Linked DNA regions of Homo sapiens: regions 2, 3 and 4 are each linked to region 1. The links are chromatin loops, found by intact Hi-C in ENCODE. Cell type or tissue: mammary epithelial cell. All regions are shown on one strand. Each heading gives the region's core, and the rest is flanking DNA. Links, peaks and the distances in the headings are about the cores only. Region 1 has its middle 29 kb from the start of DDAH1. Region 2 has its middle 25 kb from the start of CCN1. Region 3 overlaps COL24A1 (collagen type XXIV alpha 1 chain). Region 4 overlaps COL24A1 (collagen type XXIV alpha 1 chain).

Region 1 (7,594 bases), core at 2,472-6,471:
AGAAGATGAAGGAATGAATGAAGTTAGTTTTCTAAGGAGGTAGACTAGGGAAGAATTTAGTGCTGGAAAAGACTAGGAATACCTCTAATTTTGAGACAGAAAAGAAGAAAAAGTGAGTTCATGAAAATATAGGAACAATTTGAGGTAAAAATAGTTTAGAAAGATTCATGACTAAAAGACCTGAAAGTAATCAAGGTAACCTTGAATTGAGGGCTGAACTGACAGGAGAAATGTGAAATGAGTGGGAAAATAATGATGTTGGCATAAAAAGTCAAAACACTGACTCTTCACCCAGTCACAAGCTCTCCGTATCTCTAACACAGTATGATAGTTCTCCCACTAATGTAATGATGAGTGGTCATTGAACCACTGGAGACAAGGGCAAACAGTTCAATGTCTTAAATAAACCCAGCAAAGCCATTAAGCAAAGTTCATTCACTATACAATCCAATTTATAAGTCTGCTTTGAGTACCACTCCCCCAAGCCCATGCTACAGGAAGGAAAAGCATTAAGCAATCTGTTAAAATAATGCTTTCCAACAGGACAAGACAGCCTGCAATTTTTCAACCAACAGGGATGTTAGTCTGTGGTCCAGCCTCTAGACACTCTCTTTAGAAAGTTCTGCTTTCTCTAAGATAATGCCCAAATGTTTATAACTTCCTTCTTTAAATAGTATGCATATTAAGAAATAAATTTAAGTCTGTAGTCTATGAGATAACACAAGTGGGGGACAAAATTATGATAGGCCTCCCTTCCTGGCTGGGCAGTCCATGTGACATGTCTGCTCAGGGCTCATGGCATCTCAGCCAGACATTCTGAGATTCTGGCCTCTTGGCTCCTTGAGCCAACTCTACCATTAAAATATTAATTTCTCTATTATAACTCATTGAAGGTGAAGGTTATGATTTTTGCTTGCCCAATACACTTCCCTCTCTTCTAATGACAACAGTAACATGTATTCTTTTTTTTTTTTTTTTTTTTGAGACAGTCTTGCTCTGTTGCCTAGGCTGGAGTGCAGTGGTGTGATCTCCACTCACTGCAACTTCTGCCTCCCAGGCTCAAATGAGCCTCCCACCTCAGCCTCCCAAGTAGCTGGGACTTCAAGTGTGTGCCATCATGCCCAGCTAGCTTTTTTTGTATTTCTGTAGAGATGAGGTTTCACTAAGTTAGCCAGGCTGGTCTCGAGCTCCTAACATGTCGTGTGCTCTTAATTGGGCCAATTATATTACTCCATCTTCCTGGCTTGGTGATTGGCTCAGGGAAGAGTATATGACCTAAACTGATTCAATGCAAGTGATTGTTAGGATTGTTTTCAAACTGCAGACAAAGACAAAGGAATCCTCTTTCTTTGCTGGTAGAACTGCTGTTAGGATGAGATGAGAGATCATAGTTGCTAGGATTCATGTTCCCCATGGCATGGAGAAAGCTCATCTGCAAAGAGAACTGGAAACATACATCAGAAATAGAGAGTATAAGCCCTAAAAGTGTGCTTGCCACTGAGTCCAGACATCCATAGGACCAGCTGTCCACATTCTGTGTTTGGGTGACATCAGCCAGCAAATTCTCTTTTTTTGTGTGATCAAGTTGGAATTCCGTCATTTGCAAAGTAGCCCAACTTGTACATAGAATGTCTTATACTTACAAGGTGCCCAATAAACATATATTGGTTATCTGGTTGGTTTGATGTCAGTGTTTTTTCTGTATCTTTTGCTTGTGTACTTTGTACTCTATACCATCATTCTCAATAAGGCTTGTTCAAAACAAAGTCTGCAGTTTGCCTGTAATAACTAGGTGACCTAACCCCCTATACTGGCATGAGGAATATGTCTGTGTTTCAGTTTCCTAATTTATAAAATATGGCAAATAATAATAGCAGCTACTTATTTAGTATCTACTAAATTTCAGGTGCTGGTCTAACACTTAACATACATTATCCTAATTCTTATGGCAACTTTATGAGACATGCATAATGATCCTCATTTTATGGATGAGGAAGCTGAGATGCAAATGAGGTTAAATGAAGTGACCAAAATAATACAGCTTGACTGGCAGAATTCAGATTCATACTCAGGCTTGTCTGAGTCTGTGTTCTTTTGAATGTCCTATGATGTCCTACTTATTCAAAAAGCTTTTGTGTGTGTAATAAGATAATGCAGGTAAAATTGCTCTAAAAATAGAAAATGTTCAGAAATCATTCTCTAATTAACAATAAAAAAATGCAAAAATGGACTCAAATATTAACAAGGAAGACTTAGGTTAAGTGGAACATTGTGACTACCCAAATTGCAGCATTAGAAACAGTAATAGAAAAAAATAAATGCAGAATCTCATATAAATGTGAAATTTTATGAAGAGGGAAAGTGCAGCCAAGATTCTGTTCCATTTCTGAAATCTCAGTAAAACTCGAAAGGATATAGATAAGCATTGCTAAGCTAGGGAGAACTAGATCTCACTTCTCATTTTCCTCATTGGACCATTGATATCAGCACGTGGAATTTCCTTTGTGATCCTGTTGATGGACAGCATTTATAAAATAATGAACATTCTGATTTACAGATCTGAATGGCAATATCAGTAATGTTTAAAATGAACAAACATATATACTTACACTGTCTATGTAGCATTAAGATATATATAAACCTAATTTTTGTATAAGTTTAACGGAAAGAAATGTAAGGCCAAGTCTATGTGTTAAATGACATTTTGTAGTAAAACCCTTATGTTTTTCAGCTTGTAATTACTCTCAAACAATGTCAAGGGAACCAACCACATTATGAACTGTCTATGTCCATTTTCTTCATTAGACTATGAGTGCTTTGGGTACAGAAACTGTGCCCTACATATCTTCTTACCCCTAGAATCTAGCATAGATAAAACTTGGCATATGTCACGAAGGGTTGCATTATCATTTTATGGGTCCTGGAAACTTTTGCCTTCATGGGCCCCTTCCTTCATTAAAAAATATTTAAAATTATATTTTATGATCATCCTGGTATGAAAATGAATATATTAATATTATATATACTTTCTTTGACCTAAAATTTTATCTTTTTCTTCTGATTTTAAAATAAAAAAATTTGTTTTCTTCTGATTTTAAAAGACTGTTTTTATAGGCCTCTAAAAGTATTGTGGGCCCCAGGTGCTATGCCTACCTTGCTTAGGGATAAGTCAGTCAAATCCTATGTGTTAAATATATTTTTGTTAACTGAATGAAATGAATAAATGACTTAAAGTTAAGTTGGTGGTAGTGATTCTTAAAGCTTCTATTTTGGAGTGACTTTCAGCTTAAAAAATTTTTCAAAAGCAAATAATTAATAAAATCACCACAACATACTAATATTCATTTAATCTGAAGCCAACTATTGAAGTTTAGTACTGTAAACAAAATTAAAACCCAAGGGCAGTGTAGAAGGCTGTCAAAGTGGCAAAATAAATATTTTAAAATAATATCAGAGGTTGCTCCAATATTGAACAAACATTGCACACCTCTTAAATAGAGAAATTTAAATATTTTCTTTTTAAAATTCTGACATTCCAAAAGAGTCAGTTCAGAAGGTAGATACTTTAAAAAATGTGGGCTTATACTTGGAGCCACATGGTTATTGACTAGAATTTAGTTAAGCATGTGCCTGGAACGCTAGACCTGCTGCCTTTCACAACATTGCTTTTGGAACTCAGCATCTCTCCACTGTTGCTTCCAGAGACAGCTTTTTAAAATGGAAAATTGATTGATGAAATCTTAGGCATGAATACATGCCAACGCATCTAATAAATTAAAATACTGTCATTTTATAAGAAAGGTTTATTGGCTAACTGTGTATTTCTAGTAATTCAAAGTCTAGTGTTTAATTTACATAATGAAATGCAGAAATCAATTACTTGGTCAGTAGTAAGGTGAAACTGATGTTCAAAAGTATGTTTTGGGATGCAACCAGGCTGGCTTATCCACTGACTTAAAATGTAGAAGGTCATATCTGAGCAGTTTTTTCCCCCTTCTGAATGTATTGAACAATGTCCAGAATATGAGGAAGCATCTTTGCATTGTCTGGATAGGGTTGTGTGCAGATTAATATCTGGATAATAATTCAGATTTGCCCTTCCAAAAAGGATATCACACATATAAAGTAGTGCTAGTATTTATAGGATGGGCATTTACCAGAACAGCTCTTAAAGGCTACATAATAAAATTGCATTAAGGCTGCCTAACTTAATTAAACATAGCTACTGAAATGAATTCAGCTAATGGATTCTGCTTCCCCAAAGAGTACTCTCTCTTAATAATAATTTTAAAAGCAAAAACATGTTTTTCCTCCTCTTTTTCATAATATGTAGCCACCTGACCAAGAGTAGTGTTGGGAGAGAGACTGTCCCTACCACCCAGGAGACAGCAGGAGGGAGAGGTCATCTAGTGATCACACTCCTGCTTCTCCTCTCCAAGGGCAAAGGGCTGCCTCAGCAGCTGTCACATCCTGCTGCCCTTTGAAACAGAAAACCAGTCTAGAGTTTCACACTTATCTCCTGCTTTGCATTACCAAATTGGCAGTCTTGCTAGACCCTAGTAATTGCCTTTCATAGATGAAGGAAGTGAACGCTCTAGGGAATGGTGAATGGGGAGGGCATTTGTGTTTGGGAAGGGGCAGTACCTGGTTCAGCTGTCTGCCATCCATCAGATGGTTCTGCAGATGAAACAAGCACAGAGGAGGAAGAGAACACACAAGGTCACTTGGTCTATCTCAGGCAGGCAGGCAGAATCATATCTTTGTGCACAGTGAACCATAGAGTCTTGTGAGGAGATTGCTAGTCATACAAAGGCACATCATGAAGGACTTCAAAGATTCCCATTGTGGACTCACAAATCACAGTTACTCAACTCACCTTCTAGTCAGACTAGCCCCTGTTTTCCCACATTTCCCATACAATGTCCTGCTTTTGCCATCTTACTGCTCATTAGCAGTTCCAGCAGAGGGCAGGCGGGGGAAAGGAGAGGAGTTGTATATTATAGCCAAATATGTCTTCTGAACGTGTTAAGGCAAATTTTCTGGATTACTTAGAGCAACAGATGTCTTTCTGTCCAATTTTTTTTTTTTTTTTACTGTCTATCTGTCTGTATAGGTATTTCTAGTTTTCAGGGTCTCCTCTTTCAAGGAATTTACAATCTGGCTTGGGAAAGCAAAATGAAGACACATGAAATAATGAGAAAGCCATGCCATAAAGCCATCCCTGTTATTCCAAGCAAAGTCATGGGTTTGAAGAGAAGAAAGAGAGGTCTTCATGCACTGAAGTTGGTGATAGCATTTGTACATTAAAAATATAAATTGAAGTCAACAATTAGTGCAGAGAAGTGAGACTCAGCAAATGGGCAGATGTAATTGTTGAAAATTCTGTAAACAGGCTTGGGTAACAGTCCCATAGAGAGGACTTGTAGGCATCCAGTGAGAATGTGGTTTTTGTAGGACAAAGGTCTCACTGGATCTCAGTACCAAGCCTTTGCCATGATCAGCTGGAATGAAGGCGCTGGGACACTGAAGCTTGGTTGGCATTCCGGGAGGAAAAATATTCAGTATCTTTCCATATCATTCATTAAGGTCTGTGTGACAATGTCATGAGCAATTCACTACTGGGAGGTCTTCATCAGATAAACAGGGCTGCAAAATTCATGGCCAAGGAATGTGGACTGGAGAGACACTCCCAGCCACAGCTGCTACCTGAACACCCAGAGCTGGCTGGGAACCAAGGAGACATGCTGAAACCAGGAGCCTCAGCGACGAGTGGCAACGTTACAGACGCTTAATCCTGAAATGAAAAGTAATTGCTTCTGGCTTAAAGAATAAAGGAAAAACAAGATCAGCCTTGGCTGGATTACATTTTTTTAAAATACAACCACGCTAAAGACCGGGTTCTGCTACTTGCTTGGTGTTTGAAAATGTGAGGAAATGGATGTTTTCTGTCAATGTAATTTAAATCTATCCAGGAGTATTGACATATAAGAACACTTGAATGCAAGTACATTTTGATGAATATAATTAAATCAAATGTGTTTACTTTTAGCTGTAAAGGAGGACATCTAAAATTTAACTTACCTAATATAAATTTAGAAGGTCTTTCTTGAAAATAGCTCTTGCTTTGTATTTTGAAGCATTTCCTACTGAAAAGTCTTGGCCAAAGTTACCAGAGCTCCTTTTCCATACAGATGAAACTGCAAATGGAGAAATATGGAAGCAGAGAGAGGGGAAAGGCATTTTAATACCTCTAATATATTTCTGTGATGAAATAGTCTTCTCTAGAGAGAAGAGAATTCATGAAAATTCACTAAGGAAGAGCTGCAAGTTTGTTATTGTTAGAATAATAGAAAGATGACTTTAACTCACAACTGAGTAAGTAATATTTGTGTTCTTACTTGTTTACCCCTCAAGACCTACAGAATGGCAAATGTCAGGAGATGTTCTGTACATAGAGTCGGTATTTTCCTTGAAAGCAAGAGAGCAATGACACAGAGTAAAAACAAAGTAAGAATAAGAGGAAAACAAATCTTTCCTTTCCAGTTCCAATTTTTAAGTTATATGTATTAATTTAAGATATTTGTAGCAGACTCACAATGATGTACAGCAAATTAATTGAATTATATCTTGTATCCTAGAACTGAAGCTGCTTTGTTTCCTGTTTGGTTGAGTCATATGAAATTGTCTACACAAATAGCAATTTCATATAATTTAACCTAATATCATAAACCTTCACAGGAATTCATCAACCAATAATAACCAGTAAGAAATAAAACCTAGCTGGTTTTCCTGCCATCATTCAGCACGAACACTAATACTATAAAACTAATATAACACGTACTATCTTCTTGCAGGCCTTAACATTGAGGACATTCTGCATAAAGGAACAAAGGCTATTTACAGACAATGTTCACAGTTTGTGTTTCTGCTTCATTAATTCAAAACAGAAAAAAATAATTCTTATACCAGAAATGTTTTGGATACCACCAGGATGACTTAACCTAACAGAACAGCACAATGACTGACAATTGTGTCTGCTTCTTGTGAGCTCAGACTGATGAACAACTGGAAGGCCAGCCACAGGCCCAATAACCTGATGCACAGTGATCACAAACATAAGGATTTATTTAAATAAAAGGTGTCATACAGCTCATGAGGTAAAGAAACAGCCACAAATAGCACTAAGAATGCAAAAAATGGCTGTGAGTTGTACTCTCTATTGGTATATAACACACAGCTGGTGACCCAAAAAGCCATGGTATTTCCAAAGGCGAGGGACTACGGTACTTAGCAACACTTTGCAGATTTAAAAAGAAAAGACAGCAGTCCTTTTTACAGCAGTGTTCTGTCATTCTCTGCCAAGAAAGAGTACTAACTGTTAAATTGGCCCCAACTATCTTTTTCACATTGAACATGATTCAGATGTTAACATGGTTTCCATTATCATTACAGAAAATTTTTAGATAATCTTTCTGATCTTGCAAAATACAATAATGTCCAAAGGAAATAGAAATTTAAAGTATAATGTGAACATATATTTTAACTGAGATACACATGATTGCAAACATTTAAATGATTAGGAAGTACATATTTA
Region 2 (8,094 bases), core at 2,277-6,276, 61 kb after region 1:
TTCAGTTGGGTGTTAACTGATGGCTAAGAAGGTAGAGAGATGATCATATGCAAACATGTGGCAGTGAGATAGAGCATGGCATGCTCAGGGAATGGCTATGGGTTGGCAAAAAAGAGAGTTTAGAGGATTGGGGAAGAAACAGCTGAGGGTCTGGGCCCTCTTAGCTAGGGCAAGAGTTTGAAGTGGACTTGGGAAATTGAAGGTTTCCAAGGAGGCTGAGGCATAGATTCACTGGGAAAGGGGTGCGAGAGGTGGGATGAAATCCCAAGGGGATAACTTGTCCTACCCAATATCCAATCCAAATACAACTGGACAAATCTTTGCTGAAAGAAGGCCCAAATCTAGTGATGAATAGTACTGGTTTCAGCTATTATCTCTGGAAAAAGTCATGGCTACTGTTTCTTTTATAGACCAGAAGAGAAAGAAAGCCCTCTCCTTTCCATTCACCTGGATACACTAGCCCTCTACATACTCTGGTCATCTTTTTTTCTCTACAATCTCACTTCTCCAGTGCATCTTCCACACTGCTATCAGAGTTTCATCTTAAAACACAACTTAAAAACCTGGTTTCTCAACGGCTATAGAATCTGAATCCCCAATTCTTTAGTACTCTTAGCTTTTCCTCGTACAATATACCTTTCATTTCTACATTGCTGTGCCTTTGCTCATGTAGGAATGACATGCCTTTCTCCCCTATTCTCAATGTATCATATTCTACTTGTCCAACGAAGTCTAGCATAATGGCCACTTCCTCAAGGAAGCTCCCTTAATTCTTCTCATCATCATTATATCTTCCTCTGACCCATATCATCTTGCTGGTTCCAGCTAAGACCCATGAACTCTGCCTTGTCTTTTAGATGATCTGTGGGAAGCTTCTTAGAAGCAGGCCTCTTAATTAGGTGGAAAGGAAAGAAGGGAGACCAGAAGGGAGGAAGAAGCTTGCTTTTGAGTAGACAAAATAACTGACTCTTGGACAAGAATCAGGTATTCAGAGTCAGTTGAACAGTAAGTAAGTAAAACAAGGTTGAAGGCCAAAGTAGATTATATTTTCCAAAGATGACCTCAACAAAATTTCCTAAGCTCTTCTATAGGTAGCCTCGCATCAAGAAATGGAGCCTAACTTCTCTCCTCTTGCATCTGGGATGGCCTTATGACTGCTTGAAACCAACAGAATGTAGCAGGACTTTTGAGGCTAGATGAGAAAAAAAAGAGGGCTTCCTCCTTGTTCTCTTGAAATTCTTGCTCTGAGGGGAGGCAGCTGCCATGTAAGATATCCAACCACCCTGAGACTAAGGTGCTGGAGAGACCACATTATGTATTCCAATAGATAGTCCCAGGTGAGCTCACACTTCCAGCCACCCCTACCAAGGTACCAGATGTGTGAGTAAAGTCACCTTAGAACCGCTCAGCCAGCCAAGCTAGCAGCTGGGTACCAATAAGTGACCTTAGTCATCTCCAGGAGGAACAGTAGAATCACTCAGAGGAGGCTTGCCAAACTGCTGGCCCACAAAATCCATGTTTTAAGTTACTAAGTTTGGGGGTAGTTTATTACACAGCAGTAAATACTGGAAAAGCCAGAGAGTGAATTTTTTACTCTGCTTTTTATTCCTAAAGCTAACCAGTCTTCTGAAAGAGTCAAAATCACTGTTCAAGATTAAAACTTTTGGGATCTCTAGAAATCATGTAGTTGCTTGGTGAGAAACAGGGAGTGACCTGGGTCCTAACTATGAAGATGAGGCCAGAAGAAACTGGAGGCCCAGAGGTTTGTTACCAGCAAAGGGCACTATTGCTGACCTAACCATAGACAGCAGGCAGACAGACACAGGCCTGCAGATGCTCACTGCACTTGGCAGAAGCACAAATTGGAGGTCAGAGGCATGAACAGATTCTTCATTTCTGATAGACAGTACAGTCTAGAGGTCTGATATTTGTTGTATGAATCCACTGCATCTGGGGACTGTCAGCAATATTGGTGGTAGTGTTTACTGTGAGGCAATGGGCCACTAAGGGGTCACAGGTGCTACATAACTGGATATGTGATCTGGACTCTCCTTCCTTCTGAAACATTGTAGTGAGAGAGCTCAAAGGCTGCAGAGTTGGAGCTAGTCTGCCAGACTCTCCATGGAGGGACTTTCTGGGGATTCTGGCTGGGAGTTGTCTGTCTTGGTTCATAAGGAAGCCCAGGCCTCTGTGCCTGCCCTGGACATCTTGGCTTGAAGATTATACTTGCTGCTCACACAATGTTACATCTCACTTAGCAGCATTCCATGGAACTCATTTGTTAAATGTTAGCACCAACATGTCCTCCACTAGTTTTCAACCATTCTTTTGAGCACTAAATGGAACATTCCTCTTTTCTGAGTTCACAATAGCTTCTTTTTCCTAAGGACCATCTTTAAGATCTCTCACAGTGATTTAGATCTATTCATGCCTGAAAGAGAGGCCAGCTCAAGACCAATGTACAGGCCCTCGTAGTTTTCCTAAAAAGGAAATTGTAAGAGTTTTTTTTTTTTTTTTTTTTTTAATCTCTAAAGCAGCTTTCTTTTACTGGGAGAAGAGATCAGTATCATGTCCTATACTTTCCAAAGACCTCTAGTATTCTTATTCAATGAATATTTTTAAAGCCAGAATTCTGACTGAGAATGTGCTTTAAGCTAGATTTTTATAAGAATAAGATTTTGTGGTGATTTTTAAATGACTGGAAATTGCATAATTTTCAGGATTATAACTGTGTATATTTCCCTCATGTAAATATTAAGATTCCTTAGTCTCCTGGAGAAGTCTTAACTTTGTCTCTACTTTTAGAATAAAGTCAAGGATTTATTAACTGCACTGCAACTAAAATATTAAACAGAAGGGCCTTTCACACACAGATTCAGCGTTAAAAAGCCTCAAATCAAAACAAATGGAGAAATTGGCTTTAAAGCCAGAAAGAATCAATTGTTTTTGGGTCAGTTTTGGTTTGGGGAGCCTAATGAAGACTGATTGCTCAACAAGGGCTGTGATTAGTGCACTGTCAGTCATTGCTAATCACTACAGTACCTCACATTGCCTGTCCTGAATCAAGACACCTTTGCCTGCACAGGCATTTCTCAGTACTCTTGACTACTAGCATACATGTTAATAAGTCTATTAACAGGCAAATGCATACTAATTAACATGTACATTGTTATTTAAATATTTAAGAGGGAGTGCTAAGTCCCTTTTTAAATGTCATATTATGCTCAGTTATGACATCATTTGAAGCTAAATTAGAGAAACCAAGCAGAGCATTTTTCAGTAGTTTATCTGCCTCCTTATATCCTAAGTTCTTTGAGGGCAGGATCTGGGTATGATTCATCTTTAAATGCTTCTTGGTGCCTGGCATAGTGCCTTGCACACTGGAGTGGCACAGTAAATAGTTTTGGAATGAACAAAAAGAAAGAAACCTCCTTGAATAGGAGATAGTGGATTCGACTTGAACATATAGACTGGTTCTCTGACAACCACAGGATTTAAGGAACATTTGTACAGCATTGTATAGTTGGCAAGCACTTCCATACATTTATCGTCTGTCAGCCAAGTGTCAATAAGTTTAGTTCACTATTGAGTAAATTGTCCTTAGGAAGGTTACGGGATTCATCCCAGATTTTTTAATTCCCTACTGTATGGAATTACTATATTGTGTGCATACATGAACACAAACACATACACACAATCATCTGCCAAAAATTCCTTCAAGAGGCCTGTGATTTTAACATGTCCTCATCTACTCGCCTCATTATTGTCAAAGCTATATTTGCAGGGGAGGGATTGAACAGCATATCTAAGATATAAATTTCTTCACTCGCAGCCAGATATGCCCACACCCATGCCTACAGAATATTCAGAGTGGCTGATCGACCCAACTTCTCATGAATGCACAAAAACTCAGTGCTTGGCTCTGCAAACACTCACAATTAATCATCAGGTATAGTTTAGGAAGATGACAAAAAGTCAATTTGAACTGGTAAAACCTAAAGGTCTGGTCCAGAAAAAAGCTGAAATTGAGGATTCTTGATCCAAAATGTTTAGGTCTTCCTTGCAATAGTAGCAATATGGCAGTAAGGTAAAATTCTCCATGCTTCTTATTTTGACATGTTTTTAAGCATTATATAAATACACTTTCTATCAAAATAATTTAAAGGCAGTCAGCACCCAGGACAGGAAAATGTGCTAACCATCCTCCCTACCCTACATTTCTGCAACACAGATATGAGTGGCGGGTAGAACAGAAGGCACGAACAGGCTGGGGAGTGCGGCCACCGCCACCACCACCGCCGCCGCCTCCTCCTCCTCCTTCTCCTCCTCCTTCTCCTCCTCCTCCTCACCCTCCTTCTCCTTTCCCCTTCCTCCTTCTCCTCCTTCTCCTCCTTCCCCTGGGAACCAAAGCCAAAAAATGTTCCTCATTACTGCTGGTTCTTTGATCTCTTACTCTCTATTTTTAGAACACTCCTGTCCAACATCCTCTGCCCCATTGCCATGACCTTTCATGACATGCTTCTCTTCTCCTGGTGGTTATTTTGGGATCATATTCCTTTCCCAAAGTATTACTACAGCTAGGATTAATGTATGAGGTAGATCACCACAAGTCCTTGCTTGAAAATGTACCCAAAGCACATGTTCCTACATGCGGGTGAGAAAGCGGCTGTACGAAGGACACGTCATCTGTATTTTTAGTCATCAAAGCATTCTAGAAGGACTGCTTAATGAGGTAGATACCACACTGTCACAAGACAACATTATCTAGATGCAGAATTTGCGCACGTGGAATTAGATAATGTGTCCAGCACAGCTAAAGGTGTGTGTGTGTGTGTTGTTTAAGGGGTAGAAAAAAAGGAGACATAATCATAAAGGAGATATAGGATTTATTACTTTCAAGTTTCTTTCAGAGTTTACATCTCCCTAAATCTACCAACCACGTATAACAAGAATCAATGCTTTCAATGAGGGAAAGTCAGAGAGATCAAACATGCTTTGACTGTTCAGTATCCCTTAGAAAAGTATTTCTATACAGAATTTTTTAAAGTAGAATAAAAGTGGCTGGGCATAGTGGCTCACGCCTGTAATCCAAGCACTTTGGGAGGCCGAGGCGGGCTGATTACCTGAGGTCAGGAGTTCTAGAACAGCCTGGCCAACATGGTGAAATCCTGTCTCTACTGAAAACACAAAAATTAGCCAGGCGTAGTGGTGGGCACCTGTAATACCAGCTAATCAGGAGGCTGAGACAGGAGAATCACTTGAACCCAGGAGGCAGAGGCTGCAGTGAGCCGAGATCATACCATTGTACTCCAGCCTGGGTGACAGAGCGAGACTCTGTCTCAAAAGAAATAGAAAAGAAAAGAATAAAAGCTTCCTCACCAGAAATAAGACCAACATCTAGATTCAGGGGAAAATCTCTCTTCAGTGAAGACAGGAACTGTCTTTTGCATTTACCACTATATCTCCTGTGTTAAGTACAGTGTTAAATAGCTACACAGATGAGATAATTTGATATAACAGTAACAGCTAATCTTTATTGAGCACTTAGTGTATGGCTATGTGACATGCACTATTCTGTGAGTTCTGCATCAATTAAATAATTGAATGCTTACAACAATGTTATAAGATATGTGCTTGTGCCATCCTCATTTGAGAGATGAGAATACTGAAGTGTAGAAAGGCCAGATATCTTGTTCAAAGTTGGACAGCTCTTAAGTGAGAGAGCCAAAATTCAACAACAGACACTTTTGGATTCAAAACCTATGCTTGGAAAGTAAAGAAATTAGCTTTTTTTCACTGTAACATGCATGAAAAATTTAAAGAGAAGAACCGAACTTAGTGTTATGGGCTAAATTGTGTCTCCCCGACCCCAAATTCATATATTAGAGTCCTAACCCCCAGTATCTCAGAATGTGATTGTATTTGGAGATAGGGTCTTTAAAGAGGTAATTAGGTTAAGTGAGATCATTCAGGGGGCCCTATTCCAATATGACTGGCATTCTTACAGGAAGAGGAAATTTGGACACAGACATGAATAGTGGAAAGAGTATCTGAAGACACAAACAGAAGGTGGTCACCTGCAAGCCAAGAAGAGAGGCCTCAGAAGAAACCAACTCTGCTGATACCTTGATCTCAGACTTCTAGCCTCCAGAATCATGAGAAAACTAGTTTATGTTGTTTAAGCCACCCAATCTGTGAGACTCTGTTATGGCGGCCCTAGCAAATGAATACATTCAGTGTTAAGATGTAAAACAGGAGACAAAGAAAATGCACTTGGTCCAAACCAGTAAAAAAAAAAAACATCAATCTGGTTGGGTGCAGTGGCTCATGCCTGTAATCCCAGCACTTTAGGAGGCCAAGGCAGGTGGGTCACTTGAGTTCAAGAGTTCAAGACTGGCCAACATGATGAAACCTCGTCTCTACTTAAAATACAAAAATTAGCTGGGCCTGATGGCGGGCACCTGTAGTCCCAGCTACTTGGGAGGCTGAGACAGGAGAACTGGGTGAACCCAGGAGGCAGAGGTTGCAGTGAGCCAAGATCGCACGACTGCACTCCAGCCTGGGCGAAGGAGCAGGACTCTGTCACAAAACAAACAAACAAAAACCAAAGTCAATTTAAGACATATAGCTGTTTCTGTTCCATGGATATAAATTGACCAGTTATACAACTTTTGCAAGTTCCATTAGGTGGGATGCCTATCAGGACATTCTTTTTGATGGCCCAGACAACTCCATTATCACAAAATGAATACAGAAACAAAAAAGTGACTCCAGTTCTAGTTTGTGATGGGTCTCTATGTTTTTTGATTTTATTGCCCTCAGGTATTTTCATGTTCTGAGTAAAGCCTCTTTCTTTTCTATATACTCATTTATCAGGTGCCTCATGTTTTTAAAATAAAAGTTTTAAAAGTAATAATGCTAAAAGTAGTATATAAGTTATACTAAAATAAAATAAAATAAGAATATGAAAATCATTCATAATCTCATCATCTGGAGATAAATGCTATTACCAAAGAATACATATTATCTTTATGTCAAAATGGGATCTTGATGTACATAGAATTTTTTGCTCTGCTTTTGTTTAATTAACATTGGTTTGAGAGCCTTTTCTCAAGTCATTAAATAGTCTTCAAAAATCATGCTTCTTAATGGCTGCATAATTCCTCCCAAAGGATATACTATAATTTATTAAATTCAATACTAACAAGGTTATTATGAAGCAGGCACTTTTCTAAACTGGTAGTGGAAGTATAAACTGGAAAGCAGTTTGACATTATATATCATTATTAAAAGAATTCATACCCCTGACTCAGTAATGAAAGGTATAAGAAAGGTATTAATGTGCAAGCCACCATTTTCACAGTGAAGTCATCTCTGACCATTGCTTTTGAAATTGCACACCTGACTTTTCACTTTGACTAGTAGAGAGCCCTCAGTGTCATCCTAGGTCATTCAGTAGAGACACCAGCAGAGTCACATCTTAGTAGTAGGACTGAACTATCTCTTGAGTGAAAGTTATTCTAGACCTGCCCTAGAAATATATTAAAATAGGCCTCGAATGGGTCAAACTGATCTACATGTAATTTACTCCCCAAGACAAAGCTCAATACTATTTAAAGAATGACAACAAATCCCCAACTCAACAACATAATAGCCATAATACTCAGCTTTCAGTTAAAAATTACTGGACATACCAAGAAGCAAGAAAATGTGATCCAAAAGAGGAAAAAAATCGATCAATAGAAGCAAACTTAGAAATGATGGAGATAATGAAATTAGAAGGTAATACCATTAAAACAACTATTATAGCTATGTACTAGTATTTAAAGTAAAACATAATGTGATGAGAAGTGAAAATCTTTTTTTAAAGAATCAAATAGAACTTCTAGGGATGAAGAGTATAACATCTAAAATAAAGATTTCACTGGATGAGTGTAGAAGCAGATATGACTCTGCAGAAGAAAAGACCAGTGAACATGAGGGCATAGCAAATTAGAATATACCCAAAATGAAGCACACAGAAAAAGACTGAAAAAAAAAAAATGAACAGAGCTTTTTGTCTTGTGGAATAATAGCAAGCAGTCTAACACATGC
Region 3 (8,094 bases), core at 1,610-5,609, 390 kb after region 1:
TGGAAAAAATTCCACTGGGTTATGATGCATAATTCTGTTTATACATTGTTTGATTCAATTTGCTAATATTTTGTTGAGGATTTTACATCTATGTTCATGAATGATATTGGTCTATAGTTTTCTTGTGATGTGTTTGTCTGGTTTTGTTTTTAAGGTAATGCTCACATAATGGCCTCATGTGTGTGGCCTCACATAATTAGGAAATATTCTATTGTTTCTATTTTCTGGAACAGCTTGTACATAATTGGTATCATATGTTCTTTAAATGTTTAGTTGAATTCACCAATGAGATAACCTGGAACCAGTACTTTCTGTTTTAGAAGGTTATTAGTGATTGATTCTATTTCTTTATCAATACAGGTTGAGGAAGATATTGATGGATATCAAATCAAATCAAATCAAATCAAATCAAACCTATTCAGGTTATCCCTTTCTGTTTATATGAGTTTTGGTAAAATACGTCTTTTAAGGAATTGGTCTATTTCATTTAAGTTATCAAATTTGTGGAAATATTGGGAGGCCGAGGCGGGCCGATCACGAGGTCAGGAGTTTGAGACCAGCCTGACCAACCTGGTGAAACCCCATTTCTACTAAAAATACAAAAAAAAAAAAATTAGCCAGGTGTGGTGGTACGCACCTGTAATCCCAGCTACCCAGGAGGCTGAGGCAGGAGAATCACTTGAACCCAGGAGGTGGAGGTTGCAGTGAGCTGAGATCACGCCACTGCATTCCAGCCTGGGTGACAGAACGAGACTCTGTCTCAAAACAGAAAAAAAAATTTGTGAAAATAGAATTGCTCATAATATCCATTTATTGTCATTTTAATGTTAATGAGATCAGTAGTGATGGCCTCTCTTTCACTTCTGATATTAGTAATTTGTATTTTCTCCTTTTTTTCCCCTTGGTTAGCCTGGCCTGAGGTTGATTAATTTTGGTTGCATTGATGTTCTCTATTGTTTTCCTGTTTTCAATTTCACTGATTTCTGCTGATTTTTATTACTTATTTTCTTCTGCTTACTTTGTATTTAATTTGCTTTTCTTTTATAGTTTCCTAGGATGGAAGCTTAGATTACTAATCTTAAGTATTTCTTCTTTCCTCTTATTCAGTGCTATAAATTTCCCTCTAGGCACTGCATCCCACGAATTTTGACAAACTATATTTTCATTTAGTTCAAAATATTTTTAAATTATTCCTGAAACTCCTTCTTTGACCAATAAGTTATTAAAAGTGTATTATTTAATCTCCAAATGTTTTGGGATTTTCCAGCCATTTTCTGTTACTGTGGTGTGAGAGCAAACATTGTATGATGTCTAGTCTTTTAAATTTGTTGTTGGCCGGGCGCAGTGGCTCACGCTTGTAATCCCAGCACTTTGGGAGGCTGAGGCGGGCGGTTCACGAGGTCAGGAGATCGAGACCACGGTGAAACCCGTCTCTACTAAAAATACAAAAAATTAGCCGGGCATGGTGGCGGGCGCCTGTAGTCCCAGCTACTTGGAGAGGCTGAGGAAGGAGAATGGCGCGAACCCGGGAGGCGGAGCTTGCAGTGAGCCGAGATCGGCCACTGCACTCCAGCCTGGGCGACAGAGCAAGACTCCGTCTCAAAAAACAAAAAACAAAAAACAAAAAACACACGAATAAAAAAATTTGTTAAGGTGTTTTATGGCCCAGAATTTGGTCTATCTTGGTGAGTGTTCCATGTCAGTTTGTGAAGCATGTGCATTCTACTGTTGTTGGATAACATATTTTATAAATGTAAATTAGATCTAGTTGACTTACGGTACTAACTCTCTCTTGACTAATTTTCTGCCTGCTGGGTCTCTCAATTACTGATAGAGGGGTGTTATTGTCTCCAACTATAATAATAGAGTCATCTATTTTTCCTTGAAAATTATCTCAGCATTTGCTTCATGTATTTTGATGCTCCGTCGTCAGGTGCATTAAGTACTGTTATCCTAGCTTGGAGAAATGACCCTGCTATCATTGCACCATGTCTCTCTTTACCCTGACAATTTTCCTTGTTCTGAAGTCTGCTTTCTCTGAAATATAAATATTTCCAGCTTTCCTTTGAATAGCGTTAGCATGGTATACTTTCCTTCATATTTCACATGGATTTCTTGAAGACAACATACAATTGGGTTTTGCTTTCCTATTCACTTTGGCAATCTCTTATTTCTTAAGTGGTATACTTAAACCATTGACATTTAAGTGACTATGATATCATTGAGTTAGTATATATCAACTGTGGACTGCGTTAGTTTTCATTTGTTGTCTTTATTCTTTATTGCTTCTTCTTCTTTCGTCTTCTTCTTCTTCTTTTTAATGTTTTTGGCTTCTCATTTTATTTTATTTTAATTTTTATGTCTATTTCTTTTTTGAGATAGAGTCTCACTCTGTCATCCAGGCTGGAGTGTAGTGGCATGATCTCGGTGCACTGCAAACTCTGCCTCCTGGGTTCAAGAGATTCTCCCACTTCAGCCCCCTGAGTAGCTGGGACTACAGGAGAGTCCCACCATGTCCAACTAATTTTTGCGTTTTTTGGTAGAGATGGGGTTTTACCATGTTGTCCAGGCTGGTCTCAAACTCCTGACCACAAGCAATCTACCTGCCTCGGCCTCCTAAAGTGCTAGGATTATAGGCATGAGCCACTGTGCCCAGTCTGGCCTCTCATTTTAATTAAGCGTTTTATATGATTTCATTTTCTTTCCTGGTTTAGCATACAAACTATACTACTTTTAAAACTTTTTAAAGTGGCCACTCTAGAGTTTGCAATACATATTTACAATTAACCCAAGTCCATTTTCTTTCTTTTTTTAAAAACCCTACAGCACGTGGTATTCCTAGGCCATCTCCAATCCCTGTACTAACCAGTCCTGACCCTGTTTAGCATCCAAGATCAGATGAGATTGAGAACATTCAGGGTGCTATGGCCATTGATCAAGTCCATTTTCAAATAACACTATACCACTTCATGAGTAGTGCCAATACTTTATAACAATTCCTCCCTCTTGTTCCTTATAACATTTGACTTATCCATGAGATACAATACCGAATACACTGTTGCTATTATTATTTTGTACAAATTGTCTGTTAGATCAATTAAGAATTATAAAAATATTTTATTTTACCTTTATTTATTCCTTCGCCAACACTCCTTTCCTAGATGAGTTTCTTACCTATGCCACTTTTCTTCTCTCTGAAGAACTTCTTTTAACATTTCTTGCTGGTCTGCTAGTGACAAATTCTTTAAATTTTTGTTTGAGAAAGACTTTATTTCTCTTTCACTTTGAAATTCCCAGTTTCATAATTCCAAAATGTCTGCTATCCCTGAGTCTGTTTCTGCTTGTCTCTGTAGACTGTTTTTGCCTTTTACCTTGCCTTATAATTTTTTTTGAAAGCCAGACATGATGTAAATGTAAATGAAACCAAGGTGAATAGGCCTTTAATGTGATATTTGATATTATCTGGCTGGGGGTTAGGCTGTGTTTACTGGTTGTTGTAGCTATGGTGTCTCAGGCTAAAATGTCCTCTAATGTCATTGTTTTTTACTCCCCTGTTTTATTTAGCCTTTCTGAGGGACTCTTTAAATAGGGTTTGTGGCACAGTTCCTTTAGCTATAATCTGTTATTGCACAGGAACCCCACTGATTTGATTGTAAGGTATGAGTGTAGGAAGGGCATTCTATAGTTCTACAATTAGGTCTCAGTCTTTTAGTGAGTCTGAATTGGATATTACCCTTCTTCCACATCAAAGGCCAGAGGGGGCTGGAGTGGAATATTTCTCTTCCTCCAGCTGAAGGCTAGAGGGAGGTGAAATTAGGTTTTCCTTTCCCAAAGGTCAGTTAGTCTTTGGTAAAACACCAGTTTATTCTCTGATAAATAATTTCCCTGGAGGGCAAGAACTGTTAAGGAGATCAGAGAATTCTAGGTGTTTTTCAAAATGCTTACTATCCCTCTCCCTCTGCTGGAAGTCAGAGGGAATTTTTCTCTATCTTTAAAGTAAGAACCTGTTAGGGCTCTGGGAGGAAGTAAAACTCAGGAACATGTAGGGGCCTCCCAAAGACTGGGCCCTCTCTGAGTTTTTTAACACTCAAGCTGGTCTACACTGAGTCTCCAGTAATTTGCTAATTATAGTTTAAAGTGTCCCTACTGTCCCGGTGTGGGCTATGTAGTTGCCTGTCTGTCTCTCCATTTTGGGGGCAGTAGTTTGTCTTGTAACCTTAATTCTCTGACAGATCTAAGAAGAGTTGTTGATTTTCAGTATGTCCATCTTTTTTTCTTGTTTTGAGGATGGGAGTGATGACTTCCAAATTCCTTACATTTCATACCAGAAAACACATTTATTTATTTACTTATTTAGAGGCAGAGTCTTGTTCCGTCACCCAGGCTGGAGTGCAGTGGCGCGATCTCGGCTCACTGCAACCTCCGCCTCCCAGGTTCAAGTAATTCTCCTACCTCAGGTTCCTGAGCAGCTGGGATTACAGGCACCCACCACCATGGCTGGCTAATTTTTGTGTGTATATATATATATATATATATTTTTTTTTTAAGTAGAAACTAAATGTTGGCCAGGCTGATCTCAAACTCCTGACCTCAGGTGATCCACCTGCTTTGGCCTCCCAAAGTGCTGGGTTTACAGGTGTGAGCCACCGTGCCCAACTCAGAAAACACTTTACTATTGTCAACCTAAATGACAAAGAGAAAGAGGCTCTCTAAAATAAATAACGAATTTATTTTGGAATAGAGCATTGCAATGGGAATATGCATGCCATAGTAAGCTATGCACATATTCAGGGAGATAAAGGAAGGTAATGGTTTTTAAAGGAAAAATGAGGATTATATAATTGTTTTGAAATGATTATCCTTGGCTAAAAATATCAACAACAATGGTGACACCAGTCCAAGGCTGGACAGGCTGTTGCTGGGCAGATGTCTTTTCAGAAGTATTTTTTGTATATGGGTGCAAATGTCCTTTGGGCAAGGTTGTGATTTTTGCAATTTTTTGTGATAGTTTTTGTTATCAGGCATCTAAGAATGAGAACTCTGTCTTTATGGCCTTCAGCTCTATTTGTCAGGTTTTTCTTTTATTTTCTTAACATCAGTGACTCCATTTTGATTCTGACAACTTTCACATTATGATTTTTAAATCTTTTTTAGGGGGGAGACTGGATTCAGCTAGAAGCCAAATTGTGTTCCACACACAATAACTTTTTTTTTTTTTGAGATGGAATCTCACTCTATCACCCAGGTTGGAGTGCAGTTGTGCGATCTTGGCTTGCCTCCTGGGTTAAAGCAATTCTGCCTCAGCCTCTCGAGTAGCTGGGACTACAGGTGTGCACCACCACATCTGGCTAATCTTTTGTATTTTTAGTAGAGGTGGGGTTTCACTATATTGGTCAGACTGGTCTTGAACTCCTGACCTCAAGTGATCCATCTGCCTCGGCCTCCCAAAGTGCTGGGATTACAGGCGTGAGCCACCGTGCTTGGCCCCCATGCGATGATTTTTAAAGAATCAAAAATGGTTGGCTGGATGTGGTGGCTCACACCTGTAATCCCAGCACTTTGGGAGGCAGAGGCGGGTGGATCACAAGGTCAGGAGATCAAGACCATCCTGGCTAACACGGTGAAATCCTGTCTCTACTAAAAATACAAAAAATTATTGGGGCGTGGTGGCATGCACCTGTAGTCCCAGCTACTCGGGAGGCTGAGGTAGGAGAATCGCTTGAACCTGGGAGGCGGAGGTTGCAGTGAGCCAAGATTGCACCACTGTACTCTAGCCTGGGCGACAGAGCGAGACTCTGTCTTAAAAAAGAAAAAAAAAATGGTTGCTAAATTTTAGACTACTTGCTTTTGTATTTCTCATTATATCTGTGATATATTAATAGATTTCTTAATAACAAACTTTTCCTTGATTGTAATTCTTCCTTTTACTTCATTAAGGTGGATAATTCTTTATATACATGGTTAAATTTTACTTAATTTTTTGTTTAGATTTTTACAATTACATTTGTAAGTGAAATTCATCTGCCACTTTATTTTGGCTGCTCTCTTTGTCTGACTGAGATGCTGATATAGAGTACTCTTATCTTTTGTTTCCGAGACTGTTGCCACTTTATCTTTACAAGTGATCTAATGAGGAACTGAGTGAAGTTTTATTATACACTTTTAGTTAACTTGAGAATCCTGTTAACTATTTTTTGAGGTAAGTGGAAATGACTTCTGGTATCTAAGAAAGAGTAGCTAGAAAATAATATTTTAAAATTTACAAGGGGATATTATAAAGCAAGCTTATGAAGAGTTAATTTTAGAGTACAGCATTCCCCTTGTTCCCTCTTTAAAGTCAGTTTTCAATAATTAACAGATATTAACTATATTTATTTAGGTCAGGAGATTTTTTTTCAACTTGTCTTCTGAAACGGAAGAATAAATGAACAAAATAATAAAAGAGAGAATGGACAAATATCACCATTCTCCTCTTATTGAAGGCGATTGGGTACAGTTGTGCAGGTTGAACACTACATAAACCAAGGGACATTATTTGTTACAAGGTTTGCATTGATTAGACATTTTCTTTCTGTACGTGTGTGATTAAAATCTACATCAGGGGTCAGCAAACTTTTTTTTTTTTTCAAGGGCAAGACAGTAAGTATTTTAGGCTTGTGGGTCATGTGGTCTCTGTCAAAACTTTTAAACTTTGCTGTTATAGTATGAAAGCAGCCATCCATACATAAGGGAATCGTTGTGGCTGTGTTTCAATAAAATTTGATTTACAGAAGTATAACTGGACTGAGGGCTGTAGTTTACCTATCCTACTTTATGCCTACGTACTTCTAAGGGGATCTAATATTATCATGAAGATTTTAAGATGGGTTATGTTTATGGCTGAAACTCCTAACTTACATGTCTGATTTTCCTCTTATTCTCTCAGTTTCTTGTGCAGTTTCAACCTTTTCTGCCAGCGTTTTGTAAATGTTGTAGTTCTTTAAGCCTCAGCCTTAGATCTTTTTCTTTTCTCACTTCTATACTCTTTCCATAGGCAATGAATCCAACATTTTTTAACTTCAGTGTATTCCTCTACTCTGAAGCCAACTGCCAACTTCATGTTTCTCAAAGACACCTGAAATTCAACAGTTAAACTGAATTTATAATCTTCCATTCTCAAACCTACTTTTCCGTGTTTTTTTTTGTTTCAGTGAATAGTATCATCAACTCTTTAATACAATAAGCCAGAAATTTAAGAATTATACTTCACATACAGAGTCTTTATTACCTATTGGTTTTATCTCCTTTTGAATTAGTCTGTCCACTTCTTTTCCCTGCTCATAAAAAAGGTCCTGCCATTTTTTATCTGGATTATTGCAACAGCCAGCCATTCTTGGCTCCCTCCATTTTGTAATTTGACTGATGTTTACAAAATAGATATCAGATAATAAACTAAATAATCTGATAATAAAGCTAGCCCGAGCCCTTTAATAACATCCTTTGTTCTAAGGATAAAAATTAAAAATGTTGGCAATAGCCCTCATAAATCTATGAGTGTTTTGTCACCTGCCTCATTTCTATCCCTATCTGGCACTTACTTATATATACCAGACATTATACCAGGAAAGGGGATTACAAAGATAAAAGAAATGGTCTCTGATTTCAAGCAGTGTACAGACTTTTTAGGGGATATACTTAAGTAAATAATGCTAAAGAGAGTTGCATTATTTTAGGTCAGATAAATATCAGAATTGAAATGGCAGGTTAAGATATACATAATAGGGAGAAAACCAAGAAGGATTTAGCTTAAAAAATCAACAACATATCTAAGATTCTTTATTTGGAAAGAACTATAAATACTGTCAAATCTTCACTTATTGTTTGAGAGCTTATATCACAGATTAAGTATATAAATGAGGAAAAAGCTAAGGTAAGAATAGCTCTTTTAGTGTTAGAATTTTCCATTTGCTACTAACTAAATGAATTATACAAAAGCCACCTGTAAACCTTTGTGTCAACCGATAATAAAATCAATGCAGTTGTTTGAAAGACTATATTGTATTGTACATCTTAGAAGCACATTATAGCACATTACATCTGACACTATTAACCAGA
Region 4 (8,094 bases), core at 2,187-6,186, 360 kb after region 1:
CCCTAACAGAAGGTATCACAATAGTATAGTAAGTAAAATAGTGTGGTATTGACCCAGAAATAGACTACTAGATTCAGAGAATAAAGTAGAAGAAAAACAGACTAATGAATATTTGAGAATTCAGTTTATGGTAAGGGAAGCATTTCAGAAAAGCAGAAAACAGACTGACCACTCAATAAATAGAATTGGAACAACTGTCTATAAGTTTGGAAAAAATAAACTTAGTCTTCTACACCTTATATAAAAAAATACCCACAAAAAAACCAAAAACCTCCATACATCTTAAAGAGTTAAGGTAAAAATAAAGTTATAAAAGTATTAGAAGAATATGGAAGAATATTCTTATATACTTTAGGTAGGGGAGGCATTTCTAATAAAATAAACACAGAAACTGAAAGGGAAAAGACTGACAAGTTTGACTATATAAAAATTAAAATGATCTATACAGCAAAAGATATACAAAATTAAAAGATAAATTGCAGAAAGAAAAGCATTTGTAATATATTTTGTAACATATTTAACAAAAATATATTAATATTTTAAGCATATAAGGAGTGATTGCAAATCAATAAGAAAAAGGCAACAATCTAATGTGCAGTATATATGAACAGGCAACTTCCATAAGAAAAAAGTGCAATTGGGAAAGTGTAAATAGAAAAAATGCAATACACATTCTCACTTATCAGATTGGCAAACATCAAAAGAAGTAATATGAAATGTTGATGGTGGGAGTGCAAATTTGATGAAACCTCTTGGGAAGGTAGGTTGGGAACGTGTCAAATTAAAAAATTAATAACATTATAAAATGTTTTTGTATACAGGTCAAAGACAGAGAAATGCTAGTAATTTAAATGAAAGAAAGTAAGAAAGGCCTAGATCCCAGTAAGGAATAGAATACCGAAAATAAGCCTGAGGCAAACTTTCCTCAGACAACAAATGGATTATGCAATGATCTCTAAAAAGCCTTAGTGAAAAGTCTAGCACTTGTGACATTTAAATGGAGACTACACTAAATGGAAATACGCATGCATTTTGTAAAAAAGCCTATGAAACAGAAGACTCAATTAGATAATCTTTTAAATATTTTGCATCTCTTTCATGCTGACTTTCAGAACAGGTCTAAATACATTCGCAATATAATTTTCCTAATATAAGAGTTCATAAGTATCATGCTACACTTGTTCCTAACATCATGCAAAGTTCCTGAGAAAGATGAAAGATAAAATTAGATGTTAGATTTATCACAATTGGTTAGAAAAATAATATCCAAATAAAGCAGGTTTGTTTCCAACCAGAGAAAGAAAATCCATTTCAAGTAAACCTAATTTTCAAAGCAATTTGTCAACCATGACAGCATAGTTTTATACAGATACTAAATCCCAATTTTAAGTGCTGGCCATATAAAATTTCCTAGTTTGGTTAGGAGTTATAATCTTACTTTTTAAAACCTCATTTCATATTTTATTTCCATTTTCATTTTTTTCTCTTTCCTTTTTCATGTCCAGAAACCACTAAGCCGTTTAAGTACTGTGGAATGCTTACAATTCTCCACATCCCATGGAGGTAGATTATTTTCAATGGAACTATTGCTTTGTCTGTAAAGCTAATCAAGGGATGAAACTTTAAGGGCATGGATACGTTTCTTTCCCATCCACAGTGACTCAATTCTGGAAGCAAGTCAAATACTGACCACAGCACCTCTAGTTCCTCTGGCACCCTTAGGACCACTTTTCCCAATTTTTCCAGGAGGACCTCTGCTTCCAACTTCTCCTGTGGGTCCTATTTGTCCTTTATCACCCTGTGGATGACATTATTAAGAGAGAAAAGCAAGAAAAAAATTTATACTTAGATTAATTAACTATATCATATTCCTGAATAGCTCCTGAGGATTATCTGGTTAACAGTATTACAGATCACTATTAACAACAATAACATACCATCACTATATAAGTTATTTTAAAAATAAAAGTAATTTTGGAAAAAGATAAAATAAAAATTTTGACCAAACAAGCAGGGGGCATCTGGTGCTCATGTTGAATCCAAATAACCGTTTTTTACTTTTGAATTTTGCTATATATGTATGTAAGTATGCATGTATGTGTTGTTACTATAAGAAATCATAAGCTCTTTGGAAAGTCTGTTTCTATAGAGAATTTCAATGCAACAAGGTCTGTTCAATACAAAAAGAGCTCCAGTGTGCAGTTCTGTACATTCAGGATCATCACTCATTGGCTTGGAGTATGCCTTGAAAAATCTGCAACATTTTTACATCACTTTACATCTTTCAGAAAACTAATTATCTTCTGTTTTCTATTAGACACACTGACCTTTCTTTTTTGTTGTTGTTTTTTTTGAGACCAAGTCTCACTATATCACCTAGGCTGGAATGCAGTGGCAAGATCTCAGTTCACTGCAACCTCTGCCTCCTGGATTCAAGCGATTCTCCTGCCTCAGCCTCCCAAGTAGCTGGGATTACAGGCACCCATCAACACGTCCAGTTAATTTTTGTAGTTTTAGCAGAGACAGGGTTTCACCATGTTGGCCAGGCTGGTTTCGATCTCCTGACTTCAAGCGATCCGCCCACCTCGGCCTCCCAAAGTGCTGGGATTACAGGTGTGAGCCACTGCGCCCAGCCAACAAACTGACCTTTCTTTAGCACCAAAATATAGCTGTTCTTAAACAACATTGTGTTATTCTTCATTTTCCTAAGTGAGAACCAACCTGTTCTATTATTGATAAACAAGAAGATACAAAGAAAAACTACTGTGAACACAGTTGGACAGGAAATTTTTGGGATTCATAACAGCTAAGAGGCTTTATTTTATTTTTCCAGGGGTGCAGGTTGTTATTATACAAAGACTTGCACTGTCTCACTATGAATGTTGATTTTAGTAAAATATTTTTAGTAAAATATAAAGTAAGCAAATAAAAATATTCTTGATTTGTAGTTCTTCATATATGGAAAAAATAAAACCAACTTAGAAAAACACATTGACAACAAATAATTATAGTTACATTCTCTTCCCTCAAATACTTTACTAAAGTTGTCATTGAAAAGCACAAATGGTATAGTATTTTCCTTTTATCTTTCTTCTTGCCCATGGTCTACTAAAAGAATTTTTGGCAAACAAGAGAAAGAAGGAAAAGCCAAGATTTTTTACAAACTACAAAATGGAAAATTTGCCTTCAAATAATCACGATAATAAGTACTCCTAACTGAAATTAAATATTAATTTATATAAATGTATCTTTTAAAGCAACATTTATAATTCTTTACTACTTTACTATCTAGTCCAAATTAAAAACATTACAGCAGTCTATGGAGTTCTGGGCACATCAGAAGAAAGAAAACCTGCATAAGAAGATGTAAAAAATTACCTTTTTTCCTGGACGACCTCTTTGCCCTGGAATTCCCACAATTCCTTCAGGTCCCTAAAATATTCAATATAAAAAAGGAAATAAATGGTTAAAGAAAAGATGAGATGGAGTATTTGAATACTTCTATCAGATAATCACTGGATTGGATTGGACGAGAAGTAAAAATGAGGGTTAATTTTCACATTATTAGGTTTGTATCATTTAAAAAGAGGTCACAATGACTTAGAGGTGTAGCTGTTATTAGCTATAAAGTTCACATGCACAAACTGGCCAAGAGAGTCTTAATTACACTGTTCATTATTCTAGGTGGAACATTACTTAGATTCAGTATACCCATTTTAATTAGAGAGAATGTAATTAAAGTTAACCCATGCCTTCTACGTCACAGGCTGTAAAACACGTTTAACTAAAATAAAAAAGTATAAACCCAAAGGCATCCATCTCAGCATTTCTATCAGCTACTGGGAGCTCAGCATCTTGTGGAAAGTACAGGACTTCTGCCTATCCAATGAAGTCTCCACACACATATGAAAGAAAGTACAGAGTATAAAATACATCTAGTACATGGTCAAGGAAAATTTCAATGTGTCTAGTACGTGGTCAAAGAAAATCTCAAAATCTCACTGGAGTAGAAAGAGTTAAAGAGATATTCGTTGATCTGTGGGAAAAAAAGAAGGAAATACAGAGAGAAAAAGGAGGTAATCATATAAAACTTAAAAATAATATTTTCATTTCAATTTGTCCTTTGTGTAGCTAAAAGTATATTAAAAGTTTTCAATATACACTTTTTTTTAAGTAAAAGTGGGGCACTATATGAATTTTCAGGTAAACAATGGTTAGGCTTAAGTGAGTTCCACAGTAAGCCAGGTTGCAAGTTCTAAAATGGCTAATAATTAATCACAACATTCCCTGCATTCGCTGGAAATGAAAATAGAAATCTCAAATTTGTGTCCCAAAAGCTTGGCAAATTGCAAAAATGATGTAGACAAGAAATAACTTGTGGTTTACCACTGTGCTATGTAGGCTCTAGATAAATATTTGTTGAACGAATAAACAGATACCTAAGGAAATGACTCATACCCTATGCTCCTGAGAAAATGCTCTTCTAGCCTCAGAAAATCACTGAATTTAGAGGCCAAAGCTGTTGTGCTCTATTGCTGTAGTTATAGCTGCATCCAGAGGTAGAAATGGTAGTTGCACTAACCTGAGGACTTCTTTGAAGTTAATGAGGCCTTTCAAAAAGAGGCTGATTAATCTTCATAGAGATTAAAGGTGTGAGCTTTTAAAAGTCAGACTGCTCCCATTTCATATTCTGGCTCTGGCACCTAACACCTACCTATACAGCCGTAGGTAGATTATTTAATTTCTAAAGGCCTCAGATTCCTGTTAAATAAAAGAGGTATAAAAGAACATCTTCAAAGACTAAGAGCAAATAAGAGAATGCATGTAAACTTTAGAAAGGACTAGACTTATGATGAAGAGCTCAAAATATGCTAGTCGTTATTAACTTCTGCTGTTTATTAAAAGTGTATTACACAATATTTAAGTACATGTAAAGATGTTAAAAGGTACAATGAAAGCCCGTTTACCTACATCTACTTTAAGAAATAGAACCAATATATGTGTATGTCTATGTGTGTGTGTGTGTGTATATATATATATATATATCTACATATATATATACATATAATTGAAGCCCCACATTAAACATATACTTATCCAAACTCATCACCCTTTTTCCCTACTCAGGTGCAATCATTGTCTTGAATTTTATTGTTCCTACACATTTCTTAATAATTTTACTCCATTTGTATCCCCAAGTAATATGTATTTTGTATCTTTAAAAATTTTTAAAAAGCAGTATCATACTTTATGTGTTCTCCTGAAACTTCTTTTTAACACATTTTTGTTTTGAAATTACTGTGTCTTTAATTCATTTACTTAAAAAAATGCTACAGGATTCCATGTTATTATCAAACCACAACTTAAGTATTTTTCCCGTTGGTTAATGTTTTGGTGGCTTTCTTTTGCTATTACAGACAATGCTGGAATAAACACTCTGTACTTGTCTCTATGTGCTCATGTCAAGAGTTTTTATAGGGTATGTACCCTGGAATTGAATTGCTGGGTTGTAGGATACATGCATCTTCAAGCATATCAGATATTGTCAAATTGTTCTCCAAAGTGATTTTGCCAATTTACATCCTCAATGGCAATGTTTAAGAGTTCCACTTACTTCATATTTCCTATAATGCTTGATCGTATGAGACTTAAAATGGGTGCAGAATGATGTTATCATTTCAATTTATGTTATTGGTTATTATGGAAAAACGTATAGCTACTCATAAAGTTATCGGACATCTATATCTCTATGTGAATTTCTGGTTCCTATCTTGTGCCCGTTATTCTACTGGGCTGTCTTATTTAGTTACATGTATATGTTTTTATACATACTTATATTTTGTTCATTCCATATATCACAAATCTCTTCTCCCAGCTTGTATCTTATTTTCTCACCTTGTTTATTACGACTTTGGACTAACACAAGTTTGCAATTTTAATGCAGTCAAAGTCATTAATATTTTCTTTCTGTTTCTTTTAGTGCTTTGTTTTAAGAAATCTTTACTGCTTCCCCTTTCCTTATAAGGTCATAAAATATTATCTTAAATGTTCTCCCAAGAGTTTTAAGATTTTGATTTTAACAGTTAAGCCTTTAATCAATTGGAATGTAATTTTGCGGGGTGTGTGTTTGTGTGTGTGCGCGCACGTGCGCATTTGTGTGAGGGAGAGTATTTTTTTTTTCATTTGGATAACCAATTGTACTGGTATCATTTATTAAATTGTTCATTTCCTTATAGATCTGTAGTGCATAATCAATTTATCAAAAATCAAGTTTCAAAATATACTTATATCTGATTCTACATTATCTTCAATTTCCATTGGTCTGTTTGTTTATTTGTGAATGAGTATGGCACTAACTAACTTAATTACTCTAGCTTCAATAATAAGTTATATCAGATAGGTCAGATTCTCTCTTCCACCTCCTCCACAACCATCCCACCTCTGCACAACTTATTCTTTAAAGTTGTCTTAATATTGGCCCTTTGGTTTTCCACACAAATTTTTAAATCACTTTTTATCAATCAAGTTTTATTAAAAATCCCATTGGGATTTTGGTTGAAATTGTATTAAGTGTATTCATTAATATAGGAGAAGATTGATAATTTTATAATATTGAGTTTTCCTATCATGAATATAAAATAACTGTCCATTTATTTAGTTCTTTAATAAATGATTATAATTTCTTTAATTGCAAAAATTTTCCACACCATTTTTACAAATATTTTGTTTAGATGTATTGCTAGGTACTTAATTTTGTGGCTAATTGTGTTGGAAATTGCATTTAAAAATATCTAACTGCTCATTGCTGGTGAAAAAGAATGGAACCTATTTTTGTATATTACTTTTATTTATTTATTTAGAGACATTGTCTTGCTATGTTGCCCAGGCGGGACTTGAACTCCTAGGATCAAGCAATCCACTCACCTCAGCCTCTCGAGTTACTGGAAGTACAGGCGCATGCCACAGTAACCACAGTATTATGTTTTATTTTTTCTATCTAACTTTTATTTTAGGTTCAAGGGGTACATGTGCAGGTTTGTTATGTGGATAAATTATGTGTCACATGGATTTGGTGTACAGATAATTTTGTCACCTAGGTAATTGGCATAATATCTGATAGGCAGTTTTTCAGTCCTCACCCTCCTCCCACCCTTCACTCTCAAGTAGGTCCTGATGTTAATTGTTCCTTTCTTTGTGTCCATGTGTACTCAAGGTTTAGCTCCAACTTAAAGAGAACATGTGGTATTTGGTTTTCTGTTCCCACATTAATTTGCTTAGGATAATGGCCTCCAGCTGCATCCATGTTGCTGGTTAAGGACATGATCTTGTTCTTTTTCTATGGCTGCATAGGATTCCATGGTGTATACATACCACTTTTTTTTTTATCCAGTCCACTGTTGATGGAGATCTAGGCTGATTCCATGTCTTTGCTATTGTGAATGGTGCTGCGCTGAAGATAAATGCGCATGCATCTTTATGGTAGAACAGTTTATATTCCTTTGGGTATATACCCAGTAATGGGACTGCTGGGTTGAATGGTAGTTCTTTTAAAGTTCTTTGAGAAATCTCCAGACTATTTTCCACAGTGGCTGAGCTAATTTACATTCCCACTAGCAGTGTATAAGTGTTCACTTTTCTCTGCAACTTCACCAGCATGTTATTTTTTGACTTTTTAATAAAAGCCATTCTGACTGGTATGAGATGGTATCTCATTGTGGTTTTGATTTGCATTTCTCTAATGATTAGCAACATTGAGCATTTTTTCATCTACTTGATGGCCAAATGTATGTCTTTTTTTGAGAAGTGTATGTTCAAGTCCTTTACCCATTTTTAATGGGTTTGTTTGTTTTTTGCTTATTGATTTAAGTTCTTTATAGATTCTGGATATTAGACCTTTGTTGGATGCATAATTTGCAAAAACTATCTCCTGTTCTTAGGTTGTCTGTTTACTCTTTTGACAGTTTCTTTTGCTGTGCAGAAACTCTTTAGTTTAATTAGGTTCATTTGTCAAGTTTTGTTTTTGATGCAATTGCTTTTGGAATCTTTGTCATGAAGTCTTTGCAAGGGCTGATGTCCAGAATAGTATTCCCTAAG

What was found. Hi-C counts contacts between places; a loop is a spot of excess contacts. Peaks named below come from ENCODE experiments on the same cell type or tissue, not always from the same donor. Only the 100,000 strongest peaks of a DNase experiment are listed, where the experiment ranks them.
Region 2: it touches region 1 in a loop (3-fold over the local background); 5 of 110 quality-filtered maps call a loop at or near these places.
Region 3: a loop joins it to region 1, with 4 times the contacts of the local background. A loop is called at or near these places in 2 of 110 quality-filtered maps.
Region 4: a loop joins it to region 1, with 4 times the contacts of the local background. A loop is called at or near these places in 3 of 110 quality-filtered maps.

What each region holds. Positions count from the first base shown.
Region 1 is chr1:85,490,085-85,497,678 of GRCh38, forward strand. It overlaps a transcript of DDAH1 not described here. Among named protein-coding and RNA genes, the nearest start is that of DDAH1, 29 kb to the left of the region's middle. RefSeq lists an enhancer at 5,145-6,344. In mammary epithelial cell, for the core only: a CTCF peak has its summit at 4,954 (motif pointing right); DNase peaks (open chromatin) are centred at 4,937 and 5,687; H3K27ac peaks cover 1,392 bases.
Region 2 is chr1:85,551,776-85,559,869 of GRCh38, forward strand. It overlaps a transcript of DDAH1 not described here. Among named protein-coding and RNA genes, the nearest start is that of CCN1, 25 kb to the right of the region's middle. In mammary epithelial cell, for the core only: no CTCF peak of the experiment used is centred there; DNase peaks (open chromatin) are centred at 3,352 and 4,666; H3K27ac peaks cover 275 bases.
Region 3 is chr1:85,880,863-85,888,956 of GRCh38, forward strand. All of the region lies in intron 32 of COL24A1 (collagen type XXIV alpha 1 chain), which reads right to left. It also overlaps the pseudogene RNA5SP51. Among named protein-coding and RNA genes, the nearest start is that of ZNHIT6, 180 kb to the left of the region's middle. In mammary epithelial cell, for the core only: a CTCF peak has its summit at 3,964 (motif pointing left); no DNase peak of the experiment used is centred there.
Region 4 is chr1:85,845,975-85,854,068 of GRCh38, forward strand. COL24A1 (collagen type XXIV alpha 1 chain) reads right to left here. Exons shown (of 60, transcript NM_152890.7): 38 at 3,379-3,432; 39 at 1,691-1,798. Among named protein-coding and RNA genes, the nearest start is that of ZNHIT6, 140 kb to the left of the region's middle. In mammary epithelial cell, for the core only: a CTCF peak has its summit at 4,545; a DNase peak (open chromatin) is centred at 4,457.